Regions from separate parts of the Homo sapiens genome. Here regions 2, 3, 4, 5, 6 and 7 are each linked to region 1. Evidence: chromatin contacts called from ENCODE Hi-C or POLR2A ChIA-PET data. All regions are on one chromosome and are shown on one strand. Each heading gives the region's core, a stretch centred on a gene start or an enhancer-like site at or near the end of the contact. The rest is flanking DNA. Distances are from core to core; before and after follow the strand shown. Region 1 holds the start of HSPA8 (heat shock protein family A (Hsp70) member 8). Region 2 holds the start of CCDC15 (coiled-coil domain containing 15). Region 3 holds the start of ROBO4 (roundabout guidance receptor 4). Region 4 has its middle 35 kb from the start of SC5D. Region 5 holds the start of MSANTD2-AS1 (MSANTD2 antisense RNA 1). Region 6 has its middle 35 kb from the start of SORL1. Region 7 holds the start of SIAE (sialic acid acetylesterase).

Region 1 (4,364 bases), core at 1,550-4,049:
TAGCCGGGCGTGGTGGCATGCACCTGTAGTCTCAGCTACTCGCGAGGCTGAGGCAGGGGAATCACTTGAACCTGGGAGGCGGAGGTCGCAGTGAGCCAAGTTCCTGCCACTGCACTCCAGCCTGGGGGACAGAGCGAGACTCCATCTTTTCTGGGAGACTCCATTGGGAGACTGTCTTTTTTGGGAGACGGAGTCGTGCCTTAGTTTCCCCATTTACAAAATGACGATCATAATAGTTGCTACCGCTTAGATTTACGGTGAGAATTAAATGAGGTTAAGGCTGGCATGTGGTAGGCACACAAAAATGTTAAATCATTATCCTTTTATCCAGTCAGAAGTCCTAGGCTCTAGGCTCCACTGCAGTCCCATGCAACCAAACTTTAATTTTAGATCTTAACTGTGTCATTTGAAACCCTGTGCGTTTGAAGTGGTGGAGACAGGACCTTTATCATATTCTGAGCTTTAAATATATAAACGGTAAATCATTCCATTTAATAAGACATAGCCCAAGTCCCAGAACGCGTTTTGAGAGTAACCAGAAACAGAGGTTATTTGTTCTGCTTTCTTTTATCACTGCTATTGGATGGGATATCCCAAACAAGTGGATGTGCGCCCCAATTCTATTTTCCACTATTCAATGATTAAAATAATTACAAAAACGCAAAATACAGCACAGGGTGTAGTTTAAAATTTGTGCTTGTTAAACTCTAGGCACTGGGGTGTGAAAAGAAAGATTCCAGATAACATTACTAGCAGTTAGCGTGGGGGACTGGGGGTTCCAAATACCAAAGGAAACTGAAAACAGTGGCTCACAGTACATATCTTAACTCTTTCTGGAGTTGAGTTCAATTTATTTCCAGGAAGGAAATTACACTGTAGCGTAACTAACAAAAAACATAAAACAAATCTTGAACCAAAAAAAAGCTAGATTTGATTCTAGCTTACCCAGCTGCTTATCTTCCCACAAATGATTATCTCTGAGCTGCATTTTTCCCCTGATATGGGGATGAATAATACACACCTTAGAGAATTGTGTTGATGATTAAATGACAAATGAAAGCATTTTGTATGTAGTGAAAGCATTGTATAAAATTAAATTCTTGGGACGTGGGAGAGGCTAAGAATATATCTCCATGAACTCTAAGCCAACATTCCTCCCCAAAAGGAAAATATGAAAAGGAAATTCTTCATATGTTTGAGTCTGTCTCTACCCTTTACTGGCTTTGACAAGGACAAGATGTCCTCGCTCTTCTGACAGCCTTTTTCGCAGTCTAGAGACCTTCTAATTCCAGCCCTGCTACTAAAAGTTCTTTTGGTGTAGCCTTAAAAAATCTTTTCCCCCATCGGTGCCTATTTATCTACTAAATAGGAATAACAGCTACCTCGCCTGCTTGAAAGGATACAGGGAGTGTTCAAGGTACCTGAGACAGGCTCTTGGAACCACAAGGCCCCACATATCCGCGGCCATGCACAACATTGCACAATTCAAAATTCTAGGCACCATTGTTTTGTGCACCAGCTCAGTCACGTTTTCAAAGCGTCGGTATGGTCTGTCGTTTAATTTTTGATGAAAGTCAAACCAGGAAAGATATCACCTCATGTTACTGAAAATACAAACGTTCAGAAAGTCTAAATCAAGGACGCACGGCTACTGGAACCTATGATTCCTAATGCCTGGTTCACCTAACCAAGAACACACTCGCCACCATTTAAACCTGTTTATTTTATAAACAACGGGGAAATGTAGGGCTTGGGCTAGTTGGGGAAGGACTGAGCCAAGAAGCCGAATCTGTTCTAGACGGAGGTGGGAAGGGGCCTAACGGTCAGGGCTCAGAGAAGCGGTTTCGCCTTCTTTTCCGCGGAGGGATCCAGACACGACCGCGTCCTGAGGCGGTTCTGAAAAGCCGGGCCCCTTAAACCTCTGCGTCGGGGGCTGCCTCCCGACAGTTGCCGTAGGGAAATGCAGGTGCTGGGAGGCCTGCCGAGCTAACCCGCCCCACCCCGCGGCGGCCTGGCGGCTCCCTCCAATCCCAATCCTGGGGGGCCGTGAGCGAGCAGCCCTAGTGGCACCCTGAAGCCGGAACCTTCGCCCCAGCCCCTCGGGGTCAGCCCTTGTCCAAAGCCACGCTATGAAATACAGATTCGCGAAACCCGGGGCACTTAGAGGCCCGTCTGGAACACGAAGGTGGGGCATGGAAAGGAGGATTCGGACGTGGGTGGGGGAGGGGAGCAACAACCTTCGCAGCCATTTTGTCCTCGCTCCACTTCCGTCTTCTCCTGCCCGGCTCCCGCGCCCAAACCCCTCCCTTCAGGCCCCGCGCGATTCCGCCCCCAGTTCTGTGCCGGCCAAGATCCCGGCTAGCGCCGCTATCATTGGTTAGTTCCAAGTTTGCCCGCCCCTCTTCCTCCTCCTTTTTCCGCCCCCTCCCTCCCGCGGAAGCTGGGGGCGCATGCGTAGAGGTGGACGCTCCCCTCCCCCGCCCGGGGTAACTGAGGACTCCCGCGCGCGGACTCGCTGCGCCCCACCCTCCCTTTCCCCGGGGCCGTCCGGAGAGCGGGGGCGAGCTTGAAAGTTCCAGAACGCTGCGGTGAGTGCGTTATCGTGAGGCGGAGCGCGGTGGGGTGGGTGCGGAAGGGGGCGAGGCCCGAGGAGTGGAGCCGGGCTTGTGATTGGGTCTTGTAAGGGCAGCCGGGCGTCTATTGGCCGGGGAAGCCGTAATGGCAGGCAGCAGGGGCGGGCCCCTTCTGGAAGGTTCTAAGATAGGGTATAAGAGGCAGGGTGGCGGGCGGAAACCGGTCTCATTGAACTCGCCTGCAGCTCTTGGGTTTTTTGTGGCTTCCTTCGTTATTGGAGCCAGGCCTACACCCCAGGTAAAACCTCTGCTCAAGAGTTGGGTTGTGGGTCTGGGAGCGTGCAGCCTCCACACAGGCCTGTTGGGCTTGCTGAGGCTTGGGGGTTCTGAGAATCTCGTCGAGGCGAGTGTGCGGCTCCTTCTACCGGCTTAAAGGGCCTCAGTTTTCGGTGGGATGGCAGCGGTATTTGGTTGCAGCCGGCAGGACGGAAATGTAGGGAGTGGGCCGCAGTGGCCCCAGGGGAGGCTGGGAGACGCCCGGCGGCCGCGTGGCGGGGGAGGGTTGCTGCATCGGTTTGCCTGGCGCGCGGGGAAGTGGAGCCAGCGTTTTCTTTCACCCAGTTCCCTGCTTAGTCCAGTCCCACCGTGGTTCTTCAGAGCTGTTCTTGGCGTGCTTCCAGTATGGGGGTACATTCCGGAGTAGTTAAAAGCCCGTTGACTCCCGGGGGCACTGGCACCTGGCGAGGGAGGGGAACAGACAGTGCTCAGTTCGGGGTAAGACCACGTGTTGAGCAACGCCCCACGCCGTCTGGGTAGATGGGTCCTTCATCTAGGGCGTGCTCTGCTGCGGTTGGCACGGCAACCTGGACTGCAGCACTAGTTCTGGACCTCGCGCGTGCTTAGACAGGAGGTGATGGGCACTATTACCTCTTGGCAGTGGCCATACGTTTTTCCTGGTTAAGTGTTCTGTTAAGGGATGAGGGAAATATTTTGATTAATTGAATTTTTAAACCAGATTTTTCTTTTTTTCAGCAACCATGTCCAAGGGACCTGCAGTTGGTATTGATCTTGGCACCACCTACTCTTGTGTGGGTGTTTTCCAGCACGGAAAAGTCGAGATAATTGCCAATGATCAGGGAAACCGAACCACTCCAAGCTATGTCGCCTTTACGGACACTGAACGGTTGATCGGTGATGCCGCAAAGAATCAAGTTGCAATGAACCCCACCAACACAGTTTTTGGTGAGTTCCTAATTTTAAATGACAGAACAAATATAACAGGGCTAGGAAGCACAAAAGTTTATGAAACGTGAGGAGGGAACTTTTTGATTTTAGAAAAACTGAGCTGAGAGACTTGTTATCAAGTCTGTTATAAAACAGGTTGTAGAAACCTTTCAGGCTGAAATCTGGATAACGTAGGAGGTTGAAGTTTGAACCTTTGCTACCTATATGGTAGTTGAATTCACCTACCTATGAACTGTTAGGTATTTGAGTAATCATGGACTTGAGTTTTATCAGAAGAGCTATGAAATTGAAAGTGTTTTCATTTGACACCTTTTACAGATGCCAAACGTCTGATTGGACGCAGATTTGATGATGCTGTTGTCCAGTCTGATATGAAACATTGGCCCTTTATGGTGGTGAATGATGCTGGCAGGCCCAAGGTCCAAGTAGAATACAAGGGAGAGACCAAAAGCTTCTATCCAGAGGAGGTGTCTTCTATGGTTCTGACAAAGATGAAGGAAATTGCAGAAGCCTACCTTGGGAAGGTGAGGTTGGTTTTTCAGTATG
Region 2 (4,364 bases), core at 893-3,392, 1.9 Mb before region 1:
CTTTTTCAAGGCTGTTCTTCTCTATTTCTTACCACTAACAAAGTTTCGATGCTATACTCCATGCTTAAATTATTATAATTATATTCTAATTTATCCCCAGGATCCAATCACTCCCTATCCTTCAAAACCTTTGAAGCAATTCATCTAAAGAAAACACTGGTTGATCATGACATTCACCTGTAAATATTAAACAAAGTCAATCCCTTCTCCAAAATTTCCTAAGGTACTCTACCATCCCTATTTTCCATAATCCTGTCAGCAACCATTCTCCTACTAAGCTTTCCACTCCAATCGATCTAATCTACCCTTAGAATCCTGAACCTTGCTTACTTCTTACTCTCCTCATTCTCCTTAATAGGAGAATCATTCCCTTCCCTTCTCCGATCAAATTCTTCATTACACTTTCCTGGGTCACATCAACCCAACGTCATAGCTTCTTGATTGAGCATTATATTCTTAGAACTTAGATAGAGATACCACCTAGACTCTTAAAATCCTTTTTGGAAATAGGCAGGGTAGGAATAAATCAATGAATATACATACATATGTGCAAACATAAATAAAATGAATATAGTATATTGCATTACTTTAACATTTAAACACATCTCATTTCTCTTCTGAGATCAAGTACACTGAGGGAACATATCTCATCCTTTTTTCATCCATGTTCAGCACCTTGTCTACACATACAGAAGACATTTTGTGCCTTTCATAAATACTTCATGAGTGTCTATATTGATTAGGCAGTATTTAAGATAAAAGTGGGAATGTGATGATAAATGACATTTGTTCTCTACGCTCAAGGAGCTCACACTGCATCAGGAAAAGATATATAAACAATCTACTATAACACAATGTGGTAAGTGCCAAGTTAAATTTGAACAAATAGCTAAGGGGCACAGTTTGGTGAAAGACTATCAGAAACCATGGAATTTCTAGTTAGACTTTCTCAGATTATCAGAGTTCATCTCTTTCTCCTTTATTCTATTACTCCATTTTGCCTGAATCCTCATTACAAAATTTATCATAAACCTTAAGCAACCAATTAATGTTACTTGAAGTATGCCAACTATCATCCATACTAAGTTGCAGTGTCTGGAAGATGTAGATAGTGCTTATGTCTTGGGCATAACAAGCAATCAAGAGTCTGAAGTAAACTGATATACAGATATATATCTATATAACCTGTTCCATGTAGATTATGCTCTATATATTATAGTAGGTGAGTAATAAATATTTGATTATGCCAACTAAAGCTGCAGTCAAGTTTTGGCAAATACTTGTTCTATAATCCTAATGCAAGAGCATAAACTATTTATGGCAGAATAGAAACAGCATCCTCGGACTGTTCATCTTTAAGCACCCAGGATTAGAGAAGGCTAATAAAAAGGGTGGTGGGGAACCCCACCATATTTGGATCAAACTGACACTCACATATGCTGGGATTTCCGAACTACCTGGTGAGGCAGGTTCCACCCATGCCCCAACTGGTACTATAGCCTCGTTCCTCTCAGCCAGCACTGCCAACACGTCCTTGCTCTTCAGGGGGTTTAAAGCCAGGGGCAACCTTGAGGTATTTCGAGGTTTCTTTCGGGCCATACTTCCCAGCATCTGTGACTCCTGATTAGGAGAAAGAAAAAGCTTAAAATCTTCAAATGACTGCATTAAAAGTTCAACCTCCTAACACATGAGCCACAGGCCCGTGAAAAGGAGAGAAGCCCTGGAGGCAGAAGCCTGGCATGAAGTGGAAACACACGGATTCTAGAGAAAAAGGAAGAAAAGAAGGGAAGAGAAATGGGAAGAAATAAAGAGGCAAAGAAAGGTTTTTAAGTTGCCTTCTAGAAGAAATGGCGATGAGAGGGAAGAGAAAGGATGGGAATGAGAGAACGAAGACTGTCCTCAGCTGTGGGCGCAGCGAGGCGGGAAGGGAGGAATGACAGCTGCAACCCGGAGAAAGAGGGAGGGGCGGGGACCTGTGTCTGCAGCCGAGAGTCCCAATAATCGGTATAGGTTATGGGAAGACGCGCTGAACGGCTGGGAGCCTCGGGCCAGATAAAAGCCTGCTTCTGAGGCCCCGAGGCCTGCTCCGGCTGAGATGGCACTGGCCAGGAATCGGCCCGCAGCTCGCCACAGACTCAGTCTACTCGGAGTACTAAGGTAACCGCCTCAAGTAGACCGCCACTTTGCGGTGGGCTGCTCCGTCCCGCCCATCCGTAGCCTTATGCCCGCCCTTTCCGGAGCCCGCGTCCCCTCCCGGAGCTGGGAAGGCGTGAGAGGTGGAGTTTCGAGCGCCCGAGGTATCGTCATTTCCTCTTCCTGTCCGGCTGAGGGGGCGGGGACGTGTGGGTAAGCGGAGTCGCTGGGTAATGCGCCATGTGAGGCGCGGTGGGACTGTCGTTCCTGGACCAACGCCGAGACTTCCTAAATCCCTCCGGAAAGGGATGCGTTGGGCCTGTGATCTGGCGACTAGGAGGGTCAGGAGTCCCAGTAGAGGGAATCACGGGAAAAGAATGAAAGAGGGAGGCGAGCCTGGCACGGCTTCCTGGAGAAACAAACTAAGCTAACAAATTTTTCGGATCCTTTGTGCAGCTAATTTTACAGTACTGTTTCATACATCTTATTATATTTGGACATCACGGCCTGTTGAGTGGTCTCCCTCTCTGCTGCAAGCTCTGCTGTAATCCAGAGACACTCAATTATCTCTGTAGGATAATTTATTCATTCGATTAACATACATTACTACTAACTTTTTATAAACCAGTACTGTTCCAAGCACCGGAGATACATAGCTATGAACGAAACAAATATCCCTGCTCAGGGAATTCACAATAGAGTGAGGGGAAATAAGCGAATAAACAATGAGTAAGTAAATGTGTGTGATGTGGAGTAAAAGCAAAGAAAGCGGATAGGGAGTGTGGTGGGCAGGGTGGGGATTGGAGGGATGAAATATTAGAACGTCCAGAGAAGCTGCACTGAGATACTTTTCAGCAAAGACTTAAATGAGTTAATGGAAGAAGCCACTGTGCTCTTCAACGGAGGCTTTATAAACATGTTCCAGATATAACAGCAAGTATAAACGCCCCAAGGTGGAAGCATTGCCTGGTTGAGAAAAAGTCAGGAGGATAGTGTGACTGGAGCAGAGGGAGAGTGGAAGAATGCTGAGACAGTAGGTCAAGCAGGCAATCCGATCAAACATCGTAAGCCACCATAGGTGTTGAGATGGGGAGCCACTGGAGCAAGGTTTGGAGCAAAGGAACACCATAATGTGACAAAATTAAAAAAATAATAATTCCGAATGCTGTAGTGAGAATAGACTGTAAAGAAGACCAATTAGGTGGCTATTGCAATAATTCAGTTAAGGGATTGTGATGTCTTGGATCAAGGAGGTAGTGGTGGAGATGATGATAAGTGGTTGGATTCTGTATCTATTTGGGAGGCAAAACTTTCAGGATCTGTTGAAGGTTTGGATATGGATTGTGTGAGGGAGAGATGTCAAGGAAAACTAGGGGTTTCATCCTGAGCAGCTGTCAGGATGAAATTACTATTTACTGAGATAGTGAAGATGGTGGAAGGAGTAGATTTGGAAAGGGGAAGATCAGGAGTTCAGTTTGGGGCAGATAAAGTTTTATCTAATCAACATCCGAGAAGATAGTATGAGAAAAAGTGTCTGGAGCTCAGAGAAGGGTTCTGGGCTACAAATATAAATCTAAGAGTCGTTAGCCTGTAGATTTAAAGCCATGAGACTGGATGGAGTCATCAAGGGGTTGAATATAGACAGATAAAAGAATAAATCCTAAAACAGCCCCAGGGTATGTCAGTATTACAGAGGCTGAGAAAAAGAGGAGGAGAATGCTAAGAGATTGAGAAGGATTAATCAGTAAACCAAGGAAGAAAACTATGAGGGTGTGATACCTTGAAAGCCAGGTGAAAAAGAAATGTTCCATTGAGGGCAGACAATCTGTGTTAAATCCTACTGACAGATCAAATAAGGTAAGGACTGAAAATTGACTATTGGATTTGACCATGTGGAAGTGATTGATAACTTTTAAAAGAGCAGTGTCTTTAGAGTAGTTGGAGAGCAAAAGCCTGATGGGCTAGGCAAGAAAGAGTAGGAGAAGGAATTGGAGACAGCAATTTTAGACAATTCTTTCCATGAATTTTGTTGTGAAGGGACACAGCGAAAGAGGTGGCTGAACGTAGAGGTAGGATCATTGGAGAGTTCTTTAAGATCATAGCATATATTTGTTATTGATGGAAATTAACCAATAGACAGGAGAAAACTAATGATGCGGGAGAGATATGGGAGAATTTAGGGATCTACAGTCATGTGTCACTTAAAGATGGGGATACATTTTGATAAATGT
Region 3 (4,364 bases), core at 1,865-4,364, 1.8 Mb before region 1:
CAGAGCAGAAAGCCAAAGAAGCCAGGAGCCAGACATTGAAGAGAAATTTCCTCTGGAGGCTTGCTCAGAAGGGCACCTGGTGCTTCCCCTCTCTTCTCCCTCTTACAAGCAACGAAGGGGGAGTTAGAAAACACAAAACACCAGAACTAGGGATGAAGGAAGGCACTGCTTAAACTGGTCACCAGGACAGCACATCACCAGAGCCCCAGAACAGAGCTTCTCTGAAATAGCAATTGGGGCGGCTCCCACCAAGCCACATCATCCCCATGACTCATGCAGTCGGCTCTTCCTTAGTTTGTGGAAATGAGACAATGAGGATGCGGATGCACCAGGTTGCTGGAAATGAGCCCTGCAGTCTCTGGGAGCCATCCAGACATACCCTACTGTTGGGAAGTCCCCTCGGCCACCACCGCATGTCACTCTGAGTGCCCTGGAGAAAAAGTTCTAGTGTCCTGCAGGAACAACTGAGGAATCTGCCCCTCCAATCACCTTCAGGTGTTAGCACCTAGCTCTCCAAAACCTGGGAGTAGGGTGAGGCTCTGCTGAAGGTGATCTCCAGGCACGGGGCATGTGACTGTGGGGCAGGGGACATTCCTCGGGCTGCAGGAGCCTCTGGGGCTCTGTCCCTGCGGTGCACACAGACCGTTTCACCTCTCCTTTCTCACCCTGCTGAGGACGGGGCTAGTGATGGATTGGAATTCCTTTGAGATTTGCCTTATTTTCCCCTGAGGGAAACCTAGCGTCTTTCTGGATTGTGGAGACTGGAGTAAAATCCAGTTGGCATTAAAACATTAGCGAGCACTTAATTAGTGTCCCCAAAACCAATGTAGAAGCAGAGGAGACTAAAAGCAGACTGCTGACAGTGACATTCTTGATAAGCTGATAGTCAGGGAGTCAGACAGTCTTGGAGGCTTTGTACCTGGGAAATCCCAAATTGGCCTCCTGTGCAGTAAATCCTCCAATCCCACCACATCCTTTCCTGTCTCATCCTCAGCTGACTTCAGTGTCACATGAATCTCCCCTTCATCACTCTGGCCCCACAGATCCTTGACCCCATAAACTCGACTCCATTCTGCCTGCCCCACAATAAATACACGTTAGCTCAGCTTTACGGATCACTCATAATGCATCAGGCACTGGATGCCAGTGGTTTTATGCTTTATGTATTTCATCATTACTTTATCCCTCAAGGTAGGAACTACTATTACTATTTCCATTTTACAGAGAACTACTATTACTATTTCCATTTTACAGATTTGCCCAAGGTCTCCACAGAAGCTGATTTCATCCATCTCTGAGCTGAATATGGACACATCCTGTGGGAATCTCCCAGCTTATCCCAGACGCTCTGAGTCCTTCTTGTCTCCCACCCTACTCCACCTAGTGGTCCATCTGCCCCTGGGGAAATGGACCAGGGCGTTACAATCCACCCCTGCTCCACTTCACTCAGCCTCTCCAGCCTGCAGCCCCACTGCCCTCTGTCCTCAGCTTCTTGCTGTGTCCTGAGACTCCCGGGGTTTTCATTCCTCTCTAGCAGGTGGTAAAGGGATAAGGATTGGGATCCAGGGATAAGATTTAAATAGAGGATTAAGGCTCTGATTGGAGTTATGGTTAGTGTAAGGATACACCCACAGAATTTGGGGTAGGAATTGGGGCCAGAGAACAGAATTTGGGATTTCAGAATTAGAGGTGCCAAGGGTAGTGACATTCTGTTCTCTGGCCCCAATTCCTATCCTTCCAGCTCTGCCACTCCATGACTTTCACTCTGCCTATTCTTTAGCCTCTGCAAACTCCCCAGTTTGTAGAGACCATGGTGTTTCCTTGCTCCAGTTCTGTCTTTGTCAGTATTGGTCTGAGTTTGAGAGGAAAGAGGAGGAGTGAAGGAGACTTCTACTTGGCAGGCTGTTAGTCTGTGGCTGGCACCGAAGCCAGGATGGGAAGGGGGAGGAAGGGAGGGCGTCAGCTGGGTTAGGGGCCCTGCAGAGAAGCTGGCCAGGAACAATTGGGAACAAAGGCTGGATACTCTTCCGCTGAGCCCCAGAGCCTGGCCTTGGCCTTCCGGGAACAGCTCCAGGAAATGGCTGAGATTCCAGATTTGGAAGGAAGAGGCCAGTAAACATGAGCTGGGATCTGACAGGGGAGTGTGGCCTCTGTCTAGGTTGTGGGGGAAAGGAGGCAGCGGGCAAGAGCTGACATTGTAGGCTCAAAACCTGCAAGGCCTGTCTGCTACATATATGGACACAGGCTCTTGGGACTGGAAAGACTCTTAAAAGGTCTTTTACTCCAACCACCTTTCCAGGGCCTGAAAAATACTCCTGCCGAGGATCCTCCAATAGTTTCAGTGATGGGATGGGCCTAAAAAGAAATACACAATGTTGGCTCAGCTTTACGGATCACTCATAATGAGTCAGGCACTGGATGCCAGTGGTTTTATGCTTTATGTGTTTCATCATTACTTTATCCCTCAAGGTAGGAACTACTATTATTATTTCCATTTTACAGAGAAGGAAACTGACTTGCCCAAGTTCTCCACAGAAGCTTATTTCATCCATCTCTGAGCTGAATATGGACACACCCTGTGGTAATCTCCCAGCTTGTCCCAGATGCTGAGTCCTTCCTGTCTCCCACCCTACGCCACCTCCTGGTCCATCTGGCACTGGGGAAATGGATGAGGGTGTTACAATCCACCCCTGCTCCACTTCACTCAGCCTCCCCAGCCTGCAGCCCCACTGCCCTCTGTCTTCAGCTTCTTGCTGTGTCCTGAGACTCCTGGGGTTTTCACTCTTCTCTAGCAGGTGTCAAAGGGATAAGGATTGGGATCCAGGGATAAGATTTAAATAGAGGATTAAGGCTCTGATCGGAGTTTTGGTTAGTGTAAGGATACCCTGTAAGAAATCCCCGAGTAGATCATGAGATAAAGCTTAGCGCTGAAGTTAGGGTCGGGGGTTATAGCTAAATGGTCGAGGTCAGAGAGTTTCTCGCCTCTGGTCTCCTCCCAGTTCTCCAAGGCACTGAGGGCCAGGCAGGAAGCATCGGTTTCCTCAAAGCCGCTTCCCTCCTGGGGCAGAGTCTCGGTCACAAACAACCACCACCGGCCCACCCCGCCCCTCCTTCCCTCTTCACTGTGAGCTCAGAGCAGCAGGACAAAGTGCTCGGGACAAGGACATAGGGCTGAGAGTAGCCATGGGCTCTGGAGGAGACAGCCTCCTGGGGGGCAGGGGTTCCCTGCCTCTGCTGCTCCTGCTCATCATGGGTGAGTTGCTCTCCCTCTCCTGGCCCATGCTCCTCCATCCAAGGCCTGCTCAGGGCAGAAGGGGCCTGCTGACTGCCTGCTTCCCTTTTGCAGTGGGGGGACCAGAGATGAGGATGAGGATGATGATGATGAGTGTGTGTAAGTGTATGTGTGTTTGTGCATGTGCGCACACACCAGAGAGAGAAAGAAGGAAAGAGAGACTGAGAGAGAAAGAAAGAAAGAGAGAAAGTAAGAGAGAGAGAGAGAGAGAGAGAGCGAACATGCTATGCAAGCCCTGGCCTGGATGCTGTGCATGCTGGCCCTCTCTCCTCCTAGCTGGCTTGTTCTTTGGGAGGCAACCTTTAGTAGTTCAGATTACAGGTTTTCTGGCAAACTCGCACACAAGAGAAGACAGATGAGGGGTGGGCCAGGAATTTGGGGTGTTGCTGGTGATCAGACTGGGCTCTGCTCCCTTTCCCTCCCAGGAGGCATGGCTCAGGACTCCCCGCCCCAGATCCTAGTCCACCCCCAGGACCAGCTGTTCCAGGGCCCTGGCCCTGCCAGGATGAGCTGCCAAGCCTCAGGCCAGCCACCTCCCACCATCCGCTGGTTGCTGAATGGGCAGCCCCTGAGCATGGTGCCCCCAGACCCACACCACCTCCTGCCTGATGGGACCCTTCTGCTGCTACAGCCCCCTGCCCGGGGACATGCCCACGATGGCCAGGCCCTGTCCACAGACCTGGGTGTCTACACATGTGAGGCCAGCAACCGGCTTGGCACGGCAGTCAGCAGAGGCGCTCGGCTGTCTGTGGCTGGTGAGGCCTGGGAGGGGAGCTTCAGGGTGGGGCAAACCTGGGTGGAGACATCTGAGCTGAATGTTCAAGGGAACATCTGAGAGGTCAGTGGGATACCTGTGAGCAGAGGCCTGGGCTGGAAGGCTTGGGAGGGCAAGCTGGGGCGGGGCTGGCCCTAAATGGGAGGCCAGGAAGGTGGGCAAAGCAGAAGGGGGCAAGAGTGATAAGGGAGAGAGAAGAGGCCTGGGCCCTGCTCCGTGTCACCTTCCATCCTCCCCACAGTCCTCCGGGAGGATTTCCAGATCCAGCCTCGGGACATGGTGGCTGTGGTGGGTGAG
Region 4 (4,364 bases), core at 845-3,344, 1.8 Mb after region 1:
TACTGGCATAAAAACAGACACATAGACCAATGGAACAGAATACAGAACCCAGAAACAATTCCACACACCTAGTGAACTCATTTTCGACAAAGGTGCCAAGAACACACACTGGAGAAAAGACGGTCTCTTCAATAAATGATACTGGGAAAACTGGATATCCATATGCAGAAGAATGAAATTAGACCCCTATCACTCACCATATAAAAATCAAATCAAAATGGATTAAAGAATTACATCTAAGACCTCAAACTCTGAAACTACTATAAGAAAACATTGGTGAAACTCTCTAGGACATTGGTCTGGGCAAAGATTTCTTCAGTAATACCCCACAAGCACAGGCAACCAAAAGAAAAATGGACAAACGGGATCTTATCAAGTTAAGAAGCTTCTGTACAGTAAAGGAAACAATCAACAAAGTGAAGAGACAACCCACAAAATGGGAGAAAATAATATGTCTATAAGCGTTTTGTATCAAGAGTACATAAAAATTATTACAACTTAACAAGAAAGGAAAAAACAACCCAATTTTGAAAATAGGCAAATTATTTAAACCAAGATTTCTTTGAAGAAGATATATAAATGGACGATAAGCACATGAAAAACTGTTTAACTTAACAAGTCATAAGAGAAATGCTAAACAAAAGCTCAGTGAGATACCACTTCATACCCACTAAGTGGGCTATAATCAAAAAGTCAAGTAATAACAAGTGTTGACAAGGATATGGATAAACTGGAACTCTCAAATATTGCTGATGGGAATGTAAAATGATGTCTTTGCTTTGGGAAATAGTTTGGCAGTTCCTTAAAATGATAAGCACAGAATTACTACGTTACCCAATAATTCTACTCCTAGAATATATCCAAGAGAACTGAAAATATGTCTCCACACATAAATTTGTTTATGAATATTCACAGCAATATTATTTATAATAGCCAAAAAGCAGAAGCAACCCCAAGTCTATCAGTCGATGACCGTATAAACATAGATAAATTCATCCATATAACAGAATATTATTTGGTCATTAAAAAGAATGAAGTATGGATCCATACTACAATACGGATGAATTCTGAAAACGTTATGAATCTAGGCCCAAAAGGCCACATATTACATGATTCTAATTATGTGAAATGTCCAGAATAGGAAAATCTACAGAAACAGAATATAGATAGTGTTTGCCAGGGGCTGGAGGCAGGGAGGTGGGGGGGGGGCGGGTTTAGAGATTGTTTGCTAATGGATATGGGGGATTCTTTTTGAGGTGATGAAATGTTCTGAAATTAGATAATGATGATGGTTGTACAACTCTGAATAAACTGAAAACTGCTGAAGTGTACACTTTGAAAAGGTGAATTTTATGATAAGTTCTGTATACGTCAATGAAAGACATATGAAAAATTTAAACCATATAGTACATGTGATACATGTAATAACAGAAATATATCCAAAAAATAGAGGTATTACATGAGGTGAATAACTCTATAGGGAGGACAATCTCAGATAAAATGAGGAGAGGAGGTCACACCTGAGCCAGATTTTGAATAATAAATTATCAGGCACAAGAAGAGAGTGTTTCAGGTATGGAACTATACGTACAAAAAAACTTACATAATGTGGAATTGTTGAGATATAATATATATGACAAAGAATTACAGGAGATGGGCTAGACAGATGGGTACAGTTAGGGAAACTGGTCTTCATTTTGTAAACAATGAGAAGCTATTAAAGACTTTTAAGAAAAGGAGAGAAGAAAAAAATGCATATTAGAAAGGTAATTTTAGAAGCAACGTGGAGGACAATTTTTAGGATGGCAAAAGTGCAAGTAGACAGACAAATTAAGACACTATTTAAATAATCTAGGTGAAAGGTCATGAGTACCTAAAATGAGGTTTTTACAAGGATGAAGCAGCACAGTTAAGGTCTGGAGTTATTGCAGCATACATTTGACAAGATTGGATAACTCGTTATTGTTTCTTTATATCTTCTATCTAAAGTCAAGAATGACTCCAGGTTTAGGTATGTTTACTTGAACTAACAATAAAATTTACCACTCAACTAAGGGACAATAACAGGAAGATCAGGTTTGTCAGGTAGGAGCATGAATTCAATTTTGGACATGTTCTTAAGGGCAGTAGCAGGTTAAAACATTTATTTGGTAATTGAATTTATAGACCCAAGGCTGAGAAAAGAAGACATCAGAACTAGATATGAAAATATAGGGAGTATAAACATATATGGAGTCATGGAGACTATGACAAACTAGACATTACAAATCCTATCTAAGGCATCAAATTAAAAAAACAACAATAAGACCTCTCTTTTCTGGGTACTGCATTTGGCCAATAGGCAACAGTTGGTGAATTCTGTTAGAGGTGATAGTTAAAAACAAAAAAGTAGATGAAATATTCCTGAAGAGCACCTAGAGTAAAAACTAAAAGATATTTTTAAATAGAAATTTAGGAGGTATGGAAATTTAAGGGTTGAGCTGAGGAAAAGGAAAAAGATCCAGTGAAGGAGACTTAGAAGGTGAAATTGGAGGTTGGAAGCCCAGGAGAGTATGGTTTTACAGAGAGCAAGGCTGAAGAGTGTTTAAAAAGTGATGCTGTAATCAACAATGCCAAGTGTGGGCAGAAGTCAATTAAGATAAAGTCTGAAAAGTCATCATTAGCTTTGACTATGGCTATAGAAGCATGATTAATGGCTACAGAGGAAGGGGAGTGGAACTGCAGAAGTGAGATTAGAGTGTAATGAGGAATGCCTGAATGGCAAGGAAGAAGAATTAGGGTTAGTGAAGATAACTCATTAGAGGAGAGAGAGAGAGAGGCAGAGAGAGGAAAGGAAGGAGTGATATCTGGACTAAGTATATGTAAGCTTGTGCATACAAGAAAGAAAATTAGGTAAAGAAAAAACTTAAAAGATGTTTAGAGCTGTCTGTCTGCCACTTTCAGTAATATGGCAAAGTATATCCATGCCTGAATAAAATATGAAAAAATGCTTTAAAGCATAACTACAGCATAAAGTAGAGGACATAATTGGAAGTCAGATTTTTTCCCCAATTTTTCATTGTGGTAAAATACACATAAATAAAAATGTACCATTTTAACCATTTTAAAATAGAATTCAGTGGCATTAAGCATATTTACAATATTGTACAACCATCACCTCTGCATTTCCAGAGCTGTTTCATCATCCTAAACATAAACTCTGAACTCATTAAACAATAACCTCCATTCCGCGCCTGCTCCTAGCCTCTAGTAACCTCTATTTTACTTTCTGTCTCTATGAATTTGCCCTTTTAGATACCTTATATAGGTGGGATCATACAATAATCTGTCCTTTGGTGTTTGGATTATTTCACTTAGCATAGTAATTTTAAGATTTATCCATGTTAAGTAGCATGTATCAGCATTTTGTTCCTTTTTAAGGCTGAATAATATTTCATTGTATATATACACCACATTTTCTTTATGTTTACCTGTTGATGGGCCTTTTGGATTGTTCCTACCTTTTGACTATTGTGAATAATGCTACTATGAACATTACTGTTCAAGTATGGGTTTGAGTTCTTGCTTTCAATTCTTTCAGGTATATATTAAGGCGTAGAATTGCTGGATCCTTTTGTAATTCTATATTTAGTTTTCTTCAGGAGCCAACAAACTGCAGAGTCTGCACCAGAGGAAATAATTTTTAAAAGCTATTCCCTCAAGAGAAAAGGAACTCTTGAGCTGGCATTTTCCCCTGAGCTGATGATTGCTATTTTAGAGCTTGGGTTTAGTCCATTAATATTTGACATAACTATTGATATTGTCAGATTGACATATACCATCTCAGAATTTGTTTTTATTTGTCCCTATTTGCAACTTTTCTGTTTCTCCTTTTCTACCTCCTTTTTAAAAATGTTAATAAAATATTTTAATAAATACAGCAGGGTTTAAGGTAATCATTGTTTGAACAAAGGAGAGTGGTTTGCTTTCTAATATACTAGTTTACATCCAACATCTTTAAAAAAAAAGTTTATTATCTTACCATGAATGATATGAAATACTAATTTGGCCAGTTTTTTTCCCATTCAACATATCTTTGTATTATCTTCCCCCTCCCATACATATTTTAAAATGGTATAAAATTTTTGATATATTGAGGAAAAGCAATTGATTATGTAAACAAAAATGTTCACTTTTTCAGAAAAAAAGCTTTCATTGAGTTACTCAGACAGTTAGCAATGTCACCTGCAAATACAGAAAGCTTCACCAGGAGGCTAAAAGCTCATTTGAATCACAAAAACAGCTTTAAAATGTAGCAAGGAAGAGGATCAGTGAGATGCTAGTTTTAATACATCACAAACTTGAGCTCAGCTCATCCTACTGAA
Region 5 (4,364 bases), core at 708-3,207, 1.7 Mb before region 1:
CACACACACACACACACACACACACACACACCCCTCTTTGGAATCTCTGATTTAGTATATGATTTAGGCACAACTCTCCCTTTCATACACACCAAATACCTTATGACATTAAAACATTTATCACTGGGCTGAATGAGAGTTAATTTTGTTTTGATAGATGTTTCAGATTCTTTTACAGTCCTCACACAATGTTTACTGTGAACCAGGCACCGTTCTAAGGACTTTACCTGTATTAATTCTCTCAACAATGCTGTGACGTCATCCTCATTTTACAGATGAAGAAAACAAGGCACTGAGAGCTTGGTTAAGTAACTTTGCTGAGGTCGCAGAACTGGAATTTGAAGCCTGGCAGTCTGACTTTAGAGTCCATATTCTTAACTGAGGTGCTAGACTGCATCTTTCTTTGGAAAAAAGGGAAGAGGATATCATAAATTCGGGAACTTCCTCAGGCTTCTTCTGTTAGCTTACAAACTATGGTTAGCATTTTCATATGACATACGAGAACAATTATCTCCTCCTCTACTTTATCCCTATTGCTTAATCCTTTGGCTTTTCAGTAACACCCAAAGACAACCAGTCATTCTCTCCAGTGAGTCTCAGAGTTAAAAATTTAGCTGTCTTCAATAAGAATGATACATTGGACTTTGGGGACTCGGGAGCTCAGGGGTAAGGGGAAGGCTAATGAGGGACAAAAGACTACACATTGGATACAGTGTACATTGCTCGGACGCACCAAAATCTCAGAAATCACCACTAAAAACCTTATTCATGTAACCAAACGCCACCTGTTACCCCCAAAAATCGATTGAAATAAAACAATAATTTAAAAAAGCACATACCCCCCAAAACATAGTTGACCTCAGCTTAAAAAAAACTAACATACATTTGTTATTTTAAAAAATATTGCATAGTTTATTTGCATTCATTGGTCAGCATCCTCAGTTATGTCTGCTTTGAAAGAAAAATCCGCTGAGGTTTTAAGTTAATGATCCAAGATATCCAATTAAGATTTTCAGCTTTGAAAAATATGGAAATACGGTACAGCTGTGTACTGGATGTGCTGTGCTACTGTTAAGTTCCAGCACTTTAAGGAACGTTTCAGGAGTGACTAATACACTAATTCATTACCAGAGGTCACAGAGCTGTCATAATTGACAGTGTTCTTTGAGTACGAAAAACCGGAAAACGATGCAACTTCCAAAGCACGGAGGATGGAGACTGGTATTGGAAAGTAACTTTTCTGCTGGGCTCAGGAGTTTTTATATGCTCAAGCTATAGACAACTGTACCAACGCAATAGACTAATGTAATCTAACTATTCTACAAACGGCCACACCTACCCAGACTAACTGGAAAACAATAGTTTATAACTGGAATTAAATAGTTGCTGTTCTTTAATTAATGAGATCGGTGTTCTTGAAAAGCTACAGCGTACGAACTCTACCCTGGTCCATATCTGCTTTTTAAAGCCTTCCCCAGAACCGCTCTCACTTCAGCCTTGGTGCCTTCCCGGATATACCCTCCAGAGGCTTCCCCGGTCCCCATCCTGGACGTCAGCCTCTGCACCTAGAGGCCGGCTTAGAGGGAAGACGGGCAGAGGCGGGGGAGACAGGAGAGAGAGAAACGGTCTATTCCTCCTTAACTCCGGGCCCCCTCGAGGGCCTCACCCCTCCTCCCGGGGGCTGAGATTGGAGAGGAAGTGGGAAGGCTCCAATCTGTTCCTCACTCCAGCGCCCTCATGCCCCCACCCTTCTCTTCAGCTCGGGGCTTCGGCGCGCCTCGTCCCCGCCCTTCGCCCCGGGAGAGGAGCGGGCGGCGTGGGAGGGCTCGCGGAGAAAGGCCCAGGGGAGTGGACGACCTCCGCCCGGCAGCCACATCCTCAGCAGCAGAGACCCGGAGCCATCCGCCCGCGGGCGAGCCAGGCCCGAGGGCAGCCCCGGAGACCGCGGTGGCCGGATGCGCGGGCGCGTCACTTCCGGGCGGTGCAGCGGCGGCCGCTTGGAAGATGGCTGCGCCCTGTGGCTCGGAGCTGCCCGCCAACTCGCCGCTAAAAATTCCGAAGATGGAGGTGCTTTCCCCGGCTTCTCCTGGTGGCCTGAGCGACGGAAATCCATCGCTGTCCGACCCTTCCACGCCTCGGGGTGCCTCCCCGCTCGGGCCGGGCAGTGCGGCGGGCTCGGGGGCAGCGGCGTCCGGGGGTCTCGGGCTGGGGCTGGGGGGCCGCAGCGCCGCCTCGTCCTCGGTCTCCTTCTCCCCTGGTGGCGGCGGTGGCGGGGCTGCGGCAGCCGCCGCCGCCGCCTGCCGGGGCATGTCGTGGACGCCAGCCGAGACGAACGCGCTCATCGCAGTGTGGGGCAACGAGCGGCTGGTGGAGGCGCGGTACCAGCAGCTGGAGGGAGCCGGCACGGTGTTCGGCAGCAAGGCCCCCGGGCCAGCCATGTACGAGCGCGTGTCCCGGGCCCTGGCCGAGCTGGGCTACGAGCGGACCCCGTCCCAGTGCCGGGAGCGCATCAAGGTAACCGGCCGCCCGGCCTGGGGCAGCGAACCAGAGGCAGAGAGAAGGCGGGGAAGCGGGCCTCGGGGGCGGGGGCCGGTCTGAGGGCAGGGCTCTCCTCCGGGGCCCGGTGGGCGATTCGCATCTCCTCCGCCTTTTTCTTCTCTCCCTGGGAAGGGGGCTTTTTCCCAGATGGCCGCCAGCCCGTAGGTTTCCTGAGTTTGAAGTTGGGCGTGCCTGCCGCCGCCCCTCTTTCTTGCCAATTGAGATGTTCCTGCGCTCTGAAGTTGGTAGTTTCTCATTGTGCGCCGTGCGGCAGTCCCCGTGCCGCTGGCGCCTCTTGCCCCCACCGCCGGGGCCCCTCGCTTTGTTCCAGGCGGAGGGGCTCCCAGGCAGAGGCTTACCGGCCGGGGCAGGATTGAGGAAGGGCAGAAGGGGGGGGCATTGAGCCCCTAGTTTAGGAATAGTTAATAAGTGGCCGTAGCGGAGCCATAGAAAAAGCGCCTTGGGACGACTGGCCTTTGTGTCAGTCGCTTTGCTTCTATCTTGAGCTACGAAGGACGAGTAAGACTAGAGATGCTTTGGAGAATTGGAAAGGCTTGATTGTAGCCAGATTGTGTATTGTTACCGCGGAGTTAGTGTACACCATAAAAGTTAGCTTGGCCAAGAGTTGGTCTGGAATTTGGATTGTCGATGCCTCCAGAGTTAGATTGGCTTGAGGCCCTGCGGTTTCTTAGGAAGCTCCTTCAGGAAAGCCAGTTTTTCCCTGCTTCAGTTTCTGTGCCGGATGTGGTGACAAGTAGAACTCTCAGTGTGCATCTGGCCGTCCTTGTGTACCTGCATGTTTAAATGCAGAGGCTTAATTTGGGCTAGAAATCTTAGCCAGGTTAAGATTTTGCTACTAGAACTGACTCTAGGCTTTCATATTTGTATTATTGGCAGATAAGGAGTTGTATTTTAGTTAAGCTCATTTCCTCATCGTAGTGGCTGCTAAAAAGATTGTGATAGGATTCTCCCAGTTTTTACTGAACTACTTATCCTATTATCTGTGCACTTCTTTTCTGATACAGCTGGCACTTTTTCTGGGAACTTCTTGAGGGGGGATAAAAACCACCAAGAACAATTATAAAATAAGAATGATCACACTAAAGAGCAATAATAAAGTCTAATAGGCGCAATCATGAGTTAGAGTAAGCTAAAGGAGGGAAATTGCACCAAAGTTCTCCAGGTCTTGGCTCCAGTAGTATTTCTTTGGGGATGTTGTTGCTTAGAAAACTGGGTCCACAAACTAAGATATTTAAAACCTACTATTGTTCAAGGAATTTGCCACCCATTAATTACTCCATTACAAATTTAAATTAGTGTATTTGATAACATTTATCTTTGGGACTTCTTAAGCTTTCTCTTTTTTTAACAAAGACATTAAAGTAGTAGCTAATAGGACAAAGCTACTCTTCTCTGAATCTCATTTGTTCTATTCAACGTCATTAAGGTTAAATTTTAATTTTTATTTATTTATATTTAGAGAGAGGATCTCCCTCTCTTGCCCAACCTGAAGAACTCCTGGGCTCAAACAATCCTCCCCAGTAGCTAGGACTGCAGGCATGCCCCACCACACCTGGCTCATTAAATTTTTTTTTTTTTTTTTTTTTTTTTTAAGAGACAGGGTCTTCTACGTTGCTCAGGCTGGTTTTAGCTCCCTGGTCTCAAGCTGTCCTGCCTCAGTCTCCCAAAGCACTAGGATTACAGGCGTGAGCCACCGTGCCCAGCCAAGGTTAAATTTTTGGGAGACTTTTTGTACTGTCTTGGCTAGCGTCTATCCATGACCTCTTCTTGAGTTTAGAAGTGCATTTTAGGCATTTTAAACTGTT
Region 6 (4,364 bases), core at 1,087-3,586, 1.6 Mb after region 1:
GCTGGGATTACAGGCATGAGCCACCATGCCTGGCTAATTTTTGTATTTTTAGTAGAGACTGGGTTTCACTATGTTGGCCAAGTTGATCTCAAACTCCTGACCTCAAGTGATCTGCCCGCCTTGGCCTCCCAAAATGCTGGAATTACACGAGTGAGCCATGTCTAGCCACATTTCATTTTTCAAAAAAGCTTTATTGAGGTATAATTTACATATAATAAAATGCACTCACTTTAAGTGTACGATTAGATGATTTTTAGTAAAGTCACAAGTATGCAACCCTCACCACAATCCAATTTTAGAACACCTCCATCGCCTATTCCCATCCCTAGCCCCGGGCAACCACTAGTCTACTTTCTGTCTGCATAGATTTGCCTTTTCTGGATACCTCGTATAAATGGAATCCTATCATATATGATCTTTTGCGACTGGCTTATTTTGCTTAGCATAATGTTTTCAAGGTTCATCCATGTTGTAGTGATGCAGATGCACCCCAAAACTGGAGCTTAGCTTGGTGGGTTCTTGGTTTCACTCAGAAAAGAATTCAAGAATCAGCTGACAGTGAAAGAAAGCAAGTTTATTAGAGCAACAGTGTACATCACAATGGCTGCTCCATAGAGCAGGGCTAACCCATAGGCAGAGCAGGGCTAACCCGTAGGCAGAGCAGGGCTAACCCGTAGACAGAGTGGCCCAGAGCAGCAGTGTACAGCAAGGTGGCCACTCCATAGGCAGAGCAGTGCTGTCCCATAAACAGAGCAGCCTAGAGCAGCAGCAGCAGCTGCAGTCCCAAGCAGGAGCAACAGCTGCCACAGCTGTCACAGATTGCTGGCCAGCTATATTTTTGCCTACTCTTAACTAAGTGCTAATTATGGGATTATTCAGAATTTTCTCGAAAAGGGGCGGGGAAGTTCCTGGAACCATGTAAGGCAACTTCCCACTCGTTACCATGGCATTTGTAAACTGTCTTGGCACTAGTGGGAGTGTCTTTATGCTAAGGAGCAGTGAGGGCAACTAGAGGTTGCTTTCGTCACCATCTGCTGGTTTCCGCCAGTTCCTCTGCTACATCCTGTTTTGATCAGAAGGGTCTGATTGGAAAACAAGTCCATCTACCTCAGTAGCATGTATGAGTACCTCATTTCTTTTTAGGGCTGAATAATATTCCATTGTATGGATATTATCACATTTTGCATAGGCATGGACATTGGAGTTGTTTCCAGTTCAGGGTTATTATGAATAAAACTACTCTGAATATTCACATATGTTTTTGTGTGGACTTATTTTTTTAAAATCAGAAAATATATTCCTCAATTTTATCTTGCCTCTACTCTCAGTGGCTTCGCAACATTGAACATATTCAAAAGAATGAACCATAGGCTCTGAGGTGATGCCCAAAGAAAAGATGTTCTAAAAATACTTTCTACGCAGATAACACCATTGGATTAAGAATATTATCTCCTGAAGGCCGGGTGTGGTGGCTCACGCCTGTAATCCCAGCACTTTGGGAAGCCGAGGTGGGAGAATCACAAGGTCAGGAGTTCGAGACAAGCTTGACCAACAGGGTGAAATTCCGTCTCTACTAAAAATACGAAAATTAACCAGGCGTGGTGGTGTGTGCCTGTAATCCCAGCTAGGAGAATCACTTGAACCCGGGAGGAGGGGTTGCAGTGAGCTGAAATTGCACCACTGCACTCCAGCCTGGGCAATAGAGTAAGACTCCATCTCAGAAAAAAAAAAAAAAAAAAGAGTATTATCTCCTGAAATAATTGTTCTAAAGATGACAATACTCATTTGATATATAAACATAGGTGTATTGTTTGTAAATAGTTAATCTCATGTGTACAACTTAATTACAGCACGCTTGTGAATCTGCAACAGTTTAGCACAGTATTTTGCAGATAGAAGCTGCTTGATAAATATTTGCTGACTGAGTTTTTAAATGCCCATAGTGGTTCCTCTTGGAAAGTAAAATATCAAAAGTTTCAATGTTTAACAGCCTTTTCCCATTTTGTATAAACAAAGCCAAAGCCCTCCGAGAGAACATGACAAGCTATCCAAAGAGCTCCAAGTCACAATTATCTATCAGACAGCCTTATTGATCTTCCTTCAACTTGAGAGGCCTCAGGCAAAGCAATTGCTCTGTAGGCTTGGAGGGGCAGGAAGCATTTGTGTGGGGCCTGTGGGAGCATTGGTTTCACCACTGAATTATGCCTCCATGAGAAACAGCCAGAGGAGCCCAGCTCTTCTCGGCAAGGGCCCTGCCCCTTGCTGGCACGTTTTCTTAGAAGTTGACTGGCCCGGATCCAACATTGGCTAACTTCCTCTCGGTTGCTCCCTTGCACACTGTTCCAAGCCTGTGTGGTCAGATTTGGGCTGTTAACTCAACAGACTCCAACCACAAGGAAACTAGAACCACCCGGTGTCCCCTCTTGCTGACATTCTAGCCACCTTGTTGGCTCTGGGCAGCTGTGAATGCATCTGGGCCTGTGGTCTGTGGGCTCTGAGGCAGCACTCAATGAAATCCCATCTTTAATTGGACAAATGAAGTGTCCTCCTCTGGGTTTCCCCAGTGCTCAAGAAAACAGTGTATGAGAAATGTAGCCAGCGTGTCCACCCACAGCATGAGCTCTTGTGTGCCTCTTCCTTAGAATGGCCGCCCAGGCAGTAGGACCACAGCCCCCAGCACAGGAGAACCCTTCATCCAGGTGTTCAATGCCTCAATAGTTTTCCACTGTCATGTAATCATAAGTTGATTCTGTTTTAATTTTCAAAGCACTTTTTCAAATAGATATCAAGTCACTATTAGCACAGATTTTATAACATTTTAAAATGTATTTAAATAATTATAATTATTTCCCATCACAAAATATTAAATTGCATTCTTACTAGATATCAATTAAAAAATCAATGCACTCAACATTTTCTTGTTTCTTCATTACTTGTTTATCTCCCTTAAAAAAAACTATCAGGCCAGGCGTGGTGGCTCATCCCTGTAATCCCAGAACTTTGGGAGGCCAAGGCGGGTGGATCACCTGAGGTCAGGAGTTCGAGACCAGCCTGGCCGATATGGTGAAACCCTGTCTCTACTAAAAATACAAAAATTAGCCAGGTGTAGTGGCACACGCCTGTAATTCCAGCTACTTGGGAGGCATGAGAATTGCTTGAACCCAGGAGGCGGAGGTTGCAGTGAGCCAAGATCATGCCTTGGCACTCCATCCTGGGCAACAGACCAAGACTCCATCTCAAAAAAGAAAAAAAAAGTATATATATTACTCATTAGCCAATTAAAATTTTTTTCTAGCATTGCTGCTGTCTTAACAACTCTATTCTTAGAATATTAGAGTGCTCTCTACACCTTCCTTTTTTTTTTTTTTTTTTAAATAATAATCCCTAGAAGGCCAGGCACAGTGGCTCATGCCTATAATCCCAGCACTTTGGGAAGCTGAAGTGGGAGGATTGCTTGAGGCAAGGAGTTTGAGACCAGCTTGGGCAACATAGCAAGACCCCATCTAAAGAAATAAATGTGCAATAACTGAATAAAATATTTAGTGTTTGTCTTTGACTTTGTGGCTCACTCTCTGCAGGGCACCTTTATGTTTGTTTGCCTATGTCCACACCTTCACCTCTCTCCTGGTGATACTCTGCTCCCTCCTCTGTCCGTGTGATCTGGGTGATTCTTTCCTCTTCTTACCCAACTATGACTTCCCCACCCAGGAATTGGCAGTGACCCAATTTGACTAATCAGAGCCCTTTTCCAGCTGGAACTGAAGGGGGAGAGGGCTTTTTGCTCTGGGATGAAAATATTCTGTTATTTGTTTAAGAAAGTCCCAAATGGGTTTTATCACTTGCAACAGAAAGCCTTGACTTACATACTTACCTTTCCCTACAATCCTGGTCACAGTCTTTCCAGTCCTGGAACTTTATTACTGACTATTTTTTTTGAGTCAGGGTCTTTCTCTGTTGCCCAGGCTGGAGTGCAGTGGTGCGATCTCAGTTCACTGCAGCCTTGACCTCCCGGGCTCAAGCTATCCTCTTGCCTCAGACTCCTGAGTAGCTAGGACCACAGGTGTGTGCCATCACATCCAGCTAATTTTTTTAAAATTACGAAATTTTTAAGGTGGTACTCACTTATTCTCCCCATATTTCCCAGGCTAGTCTCAAACTCCTGGGCTCAAGCAATCCTCCTGCCTCAGCCTCTCAAAGTGCTGGGATTATAATTACTGATTTTTTTACTTAGCACATTTTTAAACTGTCATGATACTTTTGCTTTGTTTTCTTTTCATTTTATAACCTAATGATTTTTAGTGGCTCTGAGGATCACCACAGATGAGAGATAAGAATAGGAAGGTGTTTAGAAACTCCATCACTGT
Region 7 (4,364 bases), core at 629-3,128, 1.6 Mb before region 1:
TAATCTTCGATAATATGAAACGAATTTAAGAGAACATATCAAAGAGGTACATACTGTTTCAAAGAGCAAGAACTGTTATCTGAAACTCCCTGCCTCATAAAAGGCTTTCTGCAGAATGGAGATGGTCTTAAGCAAGTTTTACCATAAACAAATGCTTAGTTTCTTATTTTAAAAAATGACTAATTTTAGAAAGCTTACTCTCTCTTTTCTCTAGAAGGCTCTCAAAATAGGCTGCTGCAAAAGCTGGTATATTGTCCGGTTGCTCTCTCAGAATCTCGCGTGTCAGCCCTTCAAGAAGATTCCCAAATCCTTGTGGAATTCGGTAGTGGGTGTTGGAGAATGGAATCGACATCTTCTTGGTAAGAACTGCCTATGGAACCTAAAGATTCATTAAAGAGTACTGTCTTTAAATTTGTCTGATTTTACTTATATAATCACAACTATGCCAACAAATTATTTCTGAGACTCATACATCTGGACTTGAATTCTTTTTTCCCTAACACAACCCAAGCCCATCCATTTCTTCCAAAGAGTTTTGAAATCTCCATTGTGAATTAGTATAATACAAACACAGACCCATTCACTAGGCCAAATCATTTAAAATCCTGCAAAAAACCCATAATTTTCAATATGACTTTTTCTCTCTTTACCCTTTATATGCTCAAAAGGTAAGGGTAATTTTTGCTATCACACAGGAATTTAGAGAGAATGATTGCTAAAAAGTTAAATTCATTGTCAATTGCTGAGAAGACCTTCTTTGAGGTCTATTTTTTTTTAAAGAGTAGAAATTAGTCCTGGTTCTAGAAATTAATTTGTTGAATGAAGAAGTTGCACAATCTTTCCCCTTGCTGCCACTTCTGAAGCATGACCCACAATGCTTCGAACACCTTCGTACTGTGGAATGGGGTTGTGCGTGCGTGTGTGTGAGGGAGGGATGGGATGGGATGGGGCTGTGTGTCATGATTTTGAAATCCCAGCCTCTAAAGTTTTAGAATTCTTATATTTTTCGGTTTCTTCTTGATCAGGTTGTCTCTTTCTGTCTTGAAATACAAGGGCTAGATTAAGGGTAGCTGCTAAGCAGCGGGCTGAGCTACTACTGAGTATGAAAAGAATCCTCCGGGACCTGGCCTGTTAATGTGAGAGTGTGCGTCAATGCGGAATAGAGGCGGAGGCCGTGGTAGGGGTCCAGGTTGGGAGAACTGGACGGTTTAATGAGGCTCAGACTATGGAGGGTTCTCGTTTCATCGCTTTTTTTTTCTTTGAGAGGGGGTCTCTGGCCTCGAACTCCTGGGCTCCAGCGATGATCCCGCCTCAGCCTCCCGAGCAATTGGGATTACAGGCGCGCGCCACCACGCCTGACTCCTCTCTTTTGCTTTTTCTGAGGGAGCAGTAGATGGGGGTATCGAACCATTCTAGAGTGGTGAAAAGAGCTGGCGAGATTCTGAACCAATGTGGGCAGAGGAGGGCGGGCGGAGGGGGCAGACGGGTCTAGTCGGGGGCGGGATGTTGAGGACCTGGGATTTCAGACTCGCGCAGAATGGGCTGCCTCGGCTCCCAAACGGCCCAGGGCTCCGAGGCTGTGTCTGGGATGCTGAGAGAATAAGAGAGACGAAGGGAAAAGGCTAGGTCTTGGTATCGGAGAGGAAGTGGGGAAGCGGCCTCACCTCCTTTCTCTCCGAGCTGGTGCCGCCGGTTCCGGTTGTTTTTCTAGTTGCTGGGTAACCGTTTTTTCTTTAAAAAAAAAAAAAAACTACGGCGGCCGAGAAGGGGCGAGTACAGCCCAGTCCTGAGGTCGCGGGAGGCTGCGAGGACTGCAAAAGGGTGGAGTCGGCCTCGCCCCCGCCCAGGCCCCGCCCCTGCCGGGAACCCACTTTCCCAGTCCTAGGCGGCGGTCAGATCCTTGCAAGCATGGTCGCGCCGGGGCTTGTACTCGGGCTGGTGCTGCCATTAATCCTGTGGGCCGACAGAAGTGCAGGTGAGGCGGCCCGGCTCGGCCGGACCCCTGCCCCTCAGCCTGTGCGGGCTCCGAGACCCCGTGTCCTCTGCGGGACACGGATCCGCGCCCCTTTCTCAAGGTCGACGAAGGAACCTAGCTAGGCTAGGGGCTCGCGTCTCCGACCGAGGCCCGGTCTGCAGGAGTCTGCTGGGTTGAACCCCGGCCTCTCCACTTTCTCCACCCCCCACTTACCATCCCTGACATGCAGCCTGTGAGCAGGGAGAAAGTGCGGCTTGTCTGAGTGGGGAGGCCCAAATGTGCCCAGAAAGAGGCCTTCGGGGTCCTGGAGTAACTGCAGGGGAGCTCGGAGGGAAGGAGGCGAAGCTAGTTAGGTAATATTTGGAAACAGGTGACTGAATCTTCCAAAACATTTCAGCGCTACCCCCTCAGTGGTGCCCTTGGGGAGGGTTTGCTTCAGGCGGGGTTCCTTAGGGGAATTAAATTTTACTCGTTTAAGTGGTTATCAGGGCTAAGAAATACAACCCCCTCACTAGCTCTGACTATTTAAGGCTCAGTTTTGATTTCTGGTACCGCTTACAGATATTGGTGGTGGGAAAATGTGAGTGGCATAGGGGAGGCTGGTGGCTCCCTTTGGCTGTTGCGCAGGTCAGATCTTGCCATTCGAATACCCTAGGCTGGACACTGGGTCACAGTATGGAGAAAGCAGAAGGTGCAATCTGTCTGATAATGCAAACTAAAGTGATAATGTTGGATTTCTTCCTTTCTGTTTCAAAACACTCAAAGAGTGGACCCCAGAGATCCCTGTTAAGAAATGATAGTTGGGGTAGGAGAACAGCGTGCAGAAAAATGACTCCTGCTCTACCTGAGAGCCGGAAAAGTACCTAGATTCAGACAAACTGCAGCCCATAAATGATTGTTCAGAGTCTAACAAAAGTGCAAAATGCTAGCACTCTGTATGCCATTTCCTGACTCTTATCTCCACTCAGTGACCTTTGAGATCCATCTTATGAGGTGGGGAAAAGATATTTTATTAGGTTTTCAGTTAAAGGCTGTTTATTTTAGTGTCAGTATTTTATCTCCTCCTTTGGGTCTTATTGTTACATCACCTTCATTAACATTGATCACATTTTTCATTCATTAGTACTCTACTTGGTTGCGTATCCTGACGTTTTTCCTTTAAGTCATTCTCCCTGTGCCCATGTTTACCATGTAATGCTTGAGATGTACAAAATTATATGTAACAATGACACAATAAAATGAACACCCATGAGAGCAGTACCCAACTTAAGAACTAGAACATTGCCAGTCTATTGAGCCTGCCATTGTGCTCCTCGCCAATGCATCCGGAGCTCCTCACCAGAGGCAACCACTGCCCTCTCTTCCCCATAACACTAATTCCTGTTTTTCTACTCCAGCCCCAAATGAAGGAAAAAACTGAAGACCTAAAAAATCCAAATGTTGGCTCACACCTTTAATCCCAGCACTTTGGGAGGCTGAGGTGGGCGGATCACTTAGAGTCAGGAGTTCAAGACCAGCCTGGCCAACATGGCGAAACCCCGTCTCTACTAAAAATACAAAAAAATTGGCCAGGCGCGGTGGCTCATGCTTGTAATCCCAGCACTTTGGGAGGCCAAGGTGGGCAGATCATGAGGTCAGGAGTTCGAGACCAGCCTGGCCAACGTAGTGAAACCCCGTCTCTACTAAAGATATCAAAAAAAAAAAAAAAAAGAATTAGCCAGGTGTGGTGGCACATGCCTGTAATCTCAGCTACTCGGGAGGCTGAGGCAGGAGAACCGCTTGAACCCCAGAGGCGGAGGTTGCAGTGAGCTGAGATCGCACCACTGCACTCCAGCCTGGGTGACAGAGCAAGACTCTGTCTCAAAAAAACAAACAAACAAGAAATCAAATGGTAAATGTATGTGTCTTGTGTTTGGCACAAGGAATGACCAGCCTTGCTCTCTTTCTCATTCTCTCTCTCTTTTTTTTTGTCCATTGCACAATTCCTTGATGTTCCACTGTCTACTCTAATGAACTTAGAATTTAAACTTTACAAAGATGAGGAATATGATTTTTTCTTTGATTTGCCACAAGTATCTAATTTCGGCAAAGTGGGAATTTCAACTTTGGAATCAAGTGACTTGTTTTCTAACTTGTCATAAACTGTGTGATTTGAGACCAAAGAACATTAATGTTTGTGGTGTGTTTAGCACTGTGCCTGCCACAGGTAAAGTCTCTAGTAGAATGGAAGCTCCCTGTGGGCAAGGATTTTTGCCTGCTATTATTATTATTATTTTTTCATCGTTATATCCCCAATGCTTAAAATAGTAGGCATCAATAAATATTTGTTGAATTAACTAATGAACATGCAAGCTATTTTAAAAAATTGTTTCATCTGCTTTGGTCTCAG

Evidence for each region. Hi-C counts contacts between places; a loop is a spot of excess contacts on that map. ChIA-PET counts read pairs that join two places held with the same protein, here RNA polymerase II (POLR2A). Pooled maps may share reads with other maps.
Region 2: a pooled map shows a loop between it and region 1 (16-fold over the local background). The contact joins the promoter of CCDC15 here to the promoter of HSPA8 in region 1. A Hi-C loop is called at or near these places in 2 of 37 single-sample maps with no recorded cell type and 12 of 50 pooled maps.
Region 3: a map of endothelial cell of umbilical vein shows a loop between it and region 1 (11-fold over the local background). The contact joins the promoter of ROBO4 here to the promoter of HSPA8 in region 1. A Hi-C loop is called at or near these places in 1 of 168 maps with a recorded cell type or tissue (endothelial cell of umbilical vein). POLR2A ChIA-PET finds 5 or more read pairs at or near these places in 2 of 52 experiments (BJ and activated T-cell).
Region 4: POLR2A ChIA-PET joins it to region 1 with 13 read pairs in Caco-2. The contact joins the enhancer-like site here to the promoter of HSPA8 in region 1. A Hi-C loop is called at or near these places in 1 of 50 pooled maps. POLR2A ChIA-PET finds 5 or more read pairs at or near these places in 2 of 52 experiments (Caco-2 and T-cell).
Region 5: a pooled map shows a loop between it and region 1 (21-fold over the local background). The contact joins the promoter of MSANTD2-AS1 here to the promoter of HSPA8 in region 1. A Hi-C loop is called at or near these places in 2 of 37 single-sample maps with no recorded cell type and 10 of 50 pooled maps. POLR2A ChIA-PET finds 5 or more read pairs at or near these places in 1 of 52 experiments (AG04449).
Region 6: a pooled map shows a loop between it and region 1 (23-fold over the local background). The contact joins the enhancer-like site here to the promoter of HSPA8 in region 1. A Hi-C loop is called at or near these places in 1 of 37 single-sample maps with no recorded cell type and 5 of 50 pooled maps. POLR2A ChIA-PET finds 5 or more read pairs at or near these places in 1 of 52 experiments (activated CD4-positive, alpha-beta T cell).
Region 7: a pooled map shows a loop between it and region 1 (11-fold over the local background). The contact joins the promoter of SIAE here to the promoter of HSPA8 in region 1. A Hi-C loop is called at or near these places in 3 of 37 single-sample maps with no recorded cell type and 12 of 50 pooled maps. POLR2A ChIA-PET finds 5 or more read pairs at or near these places in 1 of 52 experiments (IMR-90).

Annotation. Positions count from the first base shown.
Region 1 is chr11:123,060,571-123,064,934 of GRCh38, reverse strand. HSPA8 (heat shock protein family A (Hsp70) member 8) reads left to right here and starts at 2,799. Exons shown (of 9, transcript NM_006597.6): 1 at 2,799-2,871; 2 at 3,606-3,815; 3 at 4,137-4,342. The coding sequence starts at 3,611. LOC124902775 (a long non-coding RNA gene) reads right to left here and starts at 2,273. Exons shown (of 2, transcript XR_007062927.1): 1 at 1,404-2,273. RefSeq lists enhancers at 2,051-2,320, 2,881-3,050 and a silencer at 2,341-2,730.
Region 2 is chr11:124,951,980-124,956,343 of GRCh38, reverse strand. It overlaps CCDC15 (coiled-coil domain containing 15), which reads right to left and starts at 2,142. Exons shown (of 16, transcript NM_025004.3): 1 at 1,974-2,142; 2 at 1,435-1,620. The coding sequence starts at 1,611. CCDC15-DT (CCDC15 divergent transcript) reads left to right here and starts at 2,353. Exons shown (of 3, transcript XR_948134.3): 1 at 2,353-2,862. RefSeq lists an enhancer at 1,939-2,482.
Region 3 is chr11:124,896,615-124,900,978 of GRCh38, reverse strand. ROBO4 (roundabout guidance receptor 4) reads left to right here and starts at 3,114. Exons shown (of 18, transcript NM_019055.6): 1 at 3,114-3,253; 2 at 3,718-4,047; 3 at 4,309-4,364. The coding sequence starts at 3,184. All of the region lies in intron 1 of LOC107984406 (a long non-coding RNA gene), which reads right to left. RefSeq lists an enhancer at 2,599-3,221.
Region 4 is chr11:121,255,826-121,260,189 of GRCh38, reverse strand. No RefSeq gene overlaps it. Among named protein-coding and RNA genes, the nearest start is that of SC5D, 35 kb to the left of the region's middle. Within about 2 kb of position 2,094, at least 2 of the 41 ENCODE cell types and tissues checked have a DNase peak (open chromatin) inside an H3K27ac peak, as active enhancers do.
Region 5 is chr11:124,798,021-124,802,384 of GRCh38, reverse strand. It overlaps MSANTD2-AS1 (MSANTD2 antisense RNA 1), which reads right to left and starts at 1,957. Exons shown (of 5, transcript NR_103862.1): 1 at 1,129-1,957; 2 at 228-401. MSANTD2 (Myb/SANT DNA binding domain containing 2) reads left to right here and starts at 1,979. Exons shown (of 4, transcript NM_001308027.2): 1 at 1,979-2,514. The coding sequence starts at 2,005. RefSeq lists silencers at 1,627-2,296, 2,337-2,576, 2,977-3,056, 3,287-3,336 and an enhancer at 1,793-2,400.
Region 6 is chr11:121,415,368-121,419,731 of GRCh38, reverse strand. No RefSeq gene overlaps it. Among named protein-coding and RNA genes, the nearest start is that of SORL1, 35 kb to the left of the region's middle. Within about 2 kb of position 2,336, at least 27 of the 41 ENCODE cell types and tissues checked have a DNase peak (open chromatin) inside an H3K27ac peak, as active enhancers do.
Region 7 is chr11:124,671,253-124,675,616 of GRCh38, reverse strand. It overlaps SIAE (sialic acid acetylesterase), which reads left to right and starts at 1,878. Exons shown (of 10, transcript NM_170601.5): 1 at 1,878-1,975. The coding sequence starts at 1,909. SPA17 (sperm autoantigenic protein 17) reads right to left here and starts at 1,713. Exons shown (of 5, transcript NM_017425.4): 1 at 1,665-1,713; 2 at 199-379. The coding sequence starts at 352. It overlaps LOC124902780 (a long non-coding RNA gene), which reads right to left and starts at 192. Exons shown (of 2, transcript XR_007062933.1): 1 at 55-192. RefSeq lists an enhancer at 1,603-1,782 and silencers at 1,692-1,850, 1,823-1,942.